Linked DNA regions of Homo sapiens: region 2 is linked to region 1. Evidence: chromatin loops called from intact Hi-C (ENCODE). Cell type or tissue: PC-3. All regions are shown on one strand.

What was found. Peaks named below come from ENCODE experiments on the same cell type or tissue, not always from the same donor. Only the 100,000 strongest peaks of a DNase experiment are listed, where the experiment ranks them.
Region 2: a loop joins it to region 1, with 15 times the contacts of the local background. A loop is called at or near these places in 4 of 110 quality-filtered maps.

The regions. Positions count from the first base shown.
Region 1 is chr16:23,389,701-23,392,200 of GRCh38, reverse strand. All of the region lies in intron 16 of COG7 (component of oligomeric golgi complex 7), which reads left to right. Among named protein-coding and RNA genes, the nearest start is that of COG7, 62 kb to the left of the region's middle. In PC-3, no CTCF peak of the experiment used is centred here; a DNase peak (open chromatin) is centred at 1,340; H3K27ac peaks cover 1,256 bases.
Region 2 is chr16:23,323,864-23,326,363 of GRCh38, reverse strand. All of the region lies in intron 1 of SCNN1B (sodium channel epithelial 1 subunit beta), which reads right to left. Among named protein-coding and RNA genes, the nearest start is that of SCNN1B, 23 kb to the right of the region's middle. In PC-3, no CTCF peak of the experiment used is centred here; a DNase peak (open chromatin) is centred at 1,453; H3K27ac peaks cover 1,215 bases.

The DNA.
Region 1 (2,500 bases):
GCAAGACCGGGCTGAAGCTCAGACATCTATGTTTTCGAAGAGGACTTGAGAACCGTTGAGGGGAGCTTCAGTGAGATAAGATTCAGCGAGTCCTGCAGCCTGGCCCCACCTGGCCCGCTCCATTTGTGCCATAATTCCCAACCAGTGTTTAATGAGCTCTTACTGCATACCAGGCATGCCTGGCGCTGGACCAAGCACTCGCACCCATCGTCTTATGTAATTCCAAACTCCCCTGTGAGGTGGGTGCTCTCTTCTCCATCATACCGATAGGGAACGGAGGCCCAGGGCAGTTCCATAACAAGGCCATGTGGCCAGGGTCACTTTGTGGTCTCCATCCAGATAGCATCCTGCCTGCCAAGTCAGTGGGCGTGTCCCCTTTGCTCCTGCCTGCCCTCTTCACTGGAGGGCCTCACTGCCCAGGTGTACTCTGAGCATGGGGCTACTGCTGGCAGGTGGCAGGGAGTCTCCCCAGTCTCTTGATGCCATTCCAATACCTTGTCTGCTCTTTAGCCTAACGCACCTCTCGGGGTGGTCAGGAGAGCGGGTGGTAGAAGCCTGAAAGATCAGCTCCCTGGGGACACAGCCAGAGCTTCGTCCTCAGTGACCACAGGGCTGAGCCAGGCTCAACCGGCTTCTGGCTCTTGTTTTGCAGAAGAAGAACTAGAAGCAAGGTGCTTTCCTCCGGGTCCCAGAGCTGTTAGTGATGGAGCCAGGCCTGGGATCCAGCTTTCCTGAGTTCCTGACCCCTGCTCATTTCATAGTCAGCTCTCAGCACTTACCAGAGGAACAGGCAGCCTTTTGGCTACTGCCCTTCAGAGAAAGAGAGATGAGAGAATTCAAATGCGTGTTGGTGTTCCCTGTTAGTACAAGCAGCAGCAGGGGGAAGAACTGGAACTAGTGAGTGGAGTGAAATCTAGGGATTGCCCCTCAGTTTCAGTTGTCCTTGTTATTCCTCCCTGTTAAGCTCCCCCTGCAGATTCATTTCTTCACTCATTCAGCATTGCTCGAGCATCTGTGTGCCAGCTGTAGTTCTAGGAGATAGAGACAACAAAGCTTTAGGCAGCTCCCATGCTTAGTGAGCTTACACTGTAAGGATGTACGGTTAGGGGCAGGGAAGGTAAGGCTAGTATATGAAACTGACAGGGTATAAGGCGACAGAGTGGTGAGGTCTGTGGCAAAGCATGCACACCTGAAAGACATTCAAATTAAGCATGAGCACAAACAGAACAAAAAACACTGCTCGCCAAACAAAAATGTCCTAGTAGACTGTGGGCCCGCTCTTTGCAGCTCTTGGCTGACAGTCAAGTGGAGCTCACGGTTTTATGGATAAACTTGTAAAGGAGTAAGTACGTGCCTGGCGGCACCTTTGCTGGGAAGCAGCTCTTCCTGAGTCAGCCGTGACAGAGCAGGCATCTCCTCCTGGCCCTGCCCTGAGTGGGGCCTAAAAAGAAAACACAGGGGGCTGGGCACCATGGCTCATGCCTGTAATCCCAGCACTTTGGGAGGCCGAGGCAGGAGGATCGCTTGGGCCTAGGAGTTTGAGGCCAACCTGGGCAACATAGTGAGACCCTGTCTCTACAAAATATTAAAAACAAAACAAAACAAAAAACACAAGGAAAGTTGAGGCCTTGCCTGGAGCTCCACTTTAGTCAAGGAGAAGAGATGAACCCAAGATCAGAAAGTAGCCGGTGGGGGGGCACTGAGCGCGGTGGCTCATGCCTGTAATCCCAGCACTTTGGGAGGCTGAGGTGGGTGGATCACCTCAGGTCAGAAGTTTGAGACCAGTCTGGCCAACATGGCGAAACCCCGTCTCTACTAAAAATACAAAAAATTAGCCAGGCGTGGTGGTAGGCGCCTGTAATCCCATCTACTTGAGAGGCTGAGGTAGGAGAATTGCTTGAACCCAGGAGGCGGAGGTTGCAGTGAGCCGAGATCGCAGCATTGCACTCCAGCCTGGGCAACAAGAGTGAAACTCTGTCTCAGAAAAGAAAAAAAAAAAAAAAAAAAAAACTAGCCAGGGGCATATCGGGTGGTGCTGTCTTCTAGTCTTTCCAAGCATGAACTGGGAGGAGCTGGAGAAGGCTTTGCAAGGCTTCCCTTGGGTTGGGTTGCACTGCCCAGGCAGGAGGGAAAGGCAGCATTGATATATTGATCACCTGCGACACATCAGGTGCTCTCATGTTCGTTTCCCGCTTCATCCCCTATCCATGCTGCCGGATGGGTGGTAACTGTGGACAGATGGAAGCAGAGACTCAGGGAGGTAGAAGGGCTTCTCTGAGGTCACACCTGGCTGCACCTGGTTTGCTCCCCCATGCTGTCTGTTTTGCCCAAGCTTGCCTGGTGGTTAGAACCACCGGGGTCGCTTTGTAGAATGACAGAACCCTAGAATCCTCTCTTGGGATGCTCATCAACCTAGTCTGGGGGTAGGCTCAGAAATCTGTATCCGATTGTATCCCCAGTGCCTCAGGGGTCATCTGGGAAATGTGGAAACCTGTGTTAT
Region 2 (2,500 bases), 66 kb after region 1:
GGTAGCAGGATCTTGAGTTATTTTTAAGAAATTGTTTTAGTTTATCTGTGCTTTGTAACTTTCCTACAATGAACATATATTGCTTGCATCATAAAAGTAATAAATGAGAAGATAATTTTTAATAGCAAAATGGAAAAAAGCTTATAATAGAATGCTGCTTGAAAAAAACCAGGATTCTAAGTATATGAAAAAATCTATTGTTAGGCAAAGATAGTTGTAGGGAAGCAGGAAATACAGACTTAAAAAAAAAAGTTAAGCTTCCAAGAATTTTTTTGTTTTGTTTATTTTAGAGACAAGGTCTTGCTCTGTTGCCCAGGCTGGAGTGCAGTGGTGCAATCATAGCTCACTGCAGCCTCAAACTCCCTGGCTCAAGAGATATTCCCACCTCAGTCTCCCGAGTAGCTAAGTAGCTGAGACTACAGCTGTGTGGCTTTTATTTATATTTATTTATTTATTTATTTATTTATTTATTTATTAGAGACAGGGTCTCACTATGTTGCCCAGGCTGGTCTCAAACTCATGGTCTAAAGAAATCCTTCCGCCTCGACCTCTCAAAGTGTTGAGATTACAGATGTGAGCCTCCATGTCCAGCCTCCTTCCTTGAATTTAGGTACAACCCTGGTGTAAGGATCTGGGGAGATGCTGGATGGGTTGGAATTAAGTTTCTACTATTTGGCAGAACAGGGGTTTGTATAAGAAGTTAAGATCGGATGCGCATTTCAACTTGCATTCTGATATTTGTACCTGTTTTCCAAAATTGTATTACTTTTATAGTTTAAAAAAAAATTCAAAAAAGAGGCTGGGCACGGTGGCTCATACCTGTAATCCCAGCACTTTGGGAGGCTGAAGTGAGCAGATCACTTGAGGTCAAAGGTTTGAGACCAGCCTGGCCAACATGGTGAAATCCCGTCTCTACTGAAAATGCAAAAATTAGCTGGGCATGGTGGTGCAGGAAGGTAATCCCAAAAACTCGGGAGGCTGAGGCAGGAGAGTCACTTGAACCTGGGAGGCGGAGGTTGCAATGAGCTGAGATCGCACCACCGTACTCCAGCCAGGGCGACAAAGTGAGACTCCAGACTCAAAAAAAAGAAAAAGAAAAAAGAAAAATACATAAAAGCAACCAAAAGGGAGAGCGTTCAATCAACTAGAAAAATCTGCCTTGGGTCTCTAGCAGCCTGACAACTCTTTTCATAATTTCTGGACCTGTCCTGCTGGGGATGGAGTGAACCAAAGAGGGATTTCAGAGGAGGTGGCTGCACCAGAGCTTGCATTTCCTGGATGGCTCCTTTCTCCCATACCCTTGTTGACAGAGTCTTATTGCTGTGTTTGCTTTCCTTATTGCCAGAGCACTCAGCTGCACCGGGCTTTACCCTGTATGAGTACAATTACACAGGAAAACACCCTGCCCACCAGGCCCCATGCCAGGAGCCATGTCATTGTGTCCCAATGGACAAAGAGGACTTGGGGGGGTGCCAATGGTGAGCACCTAAGCCCATCCCCAGAAATGGAAGTGGCCACTTGCCCAGGATGGGTGGTGTGTGTTGACAGCCAGCAGGGAAGAGTGTGGTCAGTTTCATCTGCTCCCTCCCTGCCAATGCTGGAGGCAACTTGGAGAGGGTAGTTTCTGCCAAGCCTTGAAAGATGCCAGGGGCGTGTGTGTGTGGGGTGGGGTAGGATGGGTAGAGGTGGAGAAGGGAGGTGGTTGTTCCATTGGGAATAAAATGCGGTATTCCAGAATAGAGTCAGAAAAATAAGGTCAACCTGATAATGTTTGGAGGCTTATGTAGGAGGACAAGCTATAGTTTCTTTTTCTCTGTTTCACTTTGAGAAACAGGAATGATCCTATTATTATTAAAAATGTGCCAGGGGCCAGTGGCTCAGGCCTGTAATTCCAGCACTTTGAGAGGCTGATGTGGGAGGATTGCTTGAAGCCAGGAGTTCCAGACCAGCCTGGGCAATATAGTGAGACCACCATCTCTAAAAGCAACAACAACAAAAAACAAAAGAAATTAGTTGGGTGAAGTGGTGCATGCCTGTGGTCCCAGCTACTTGGGAGGCTGAGGTGAGAGGTTCGCTGGATCCCAGGAGTTCCAGGCTGCAGTGATCTATGACTGTACCGCTGCACTCCACCCTGGACAACAGAGCAAGACCCTGTCTCAAAAAAAAAAAAAAAAAGTGAGCTTTTGAGTTAGACAGACTTGGGTGGCATCTTCATCCCATCTCTTACTGGCTGGGTGGCTGTGTGATCTTGGCAAAATCGCATCACCTCTCTGAGCCTCAGTTGTCTCATTTGCAAATGAGGCCAGCAATAGTACCTCCCTCCTTGCGTTTTTGTTTGGTTTTCAGTGAGGGTTAAAATGCATATAAAGCTCTCAGCATCCTGTTGAATGAAGGTTGGCTACTGTAATTCATTAGGGAGAAAGAAGGATGAAATGTGTAGGTGGTTGCTGAGTTTAGATACTTAATTGCCTTAGAAAGGACTGATGCTGGAAGGGGAATT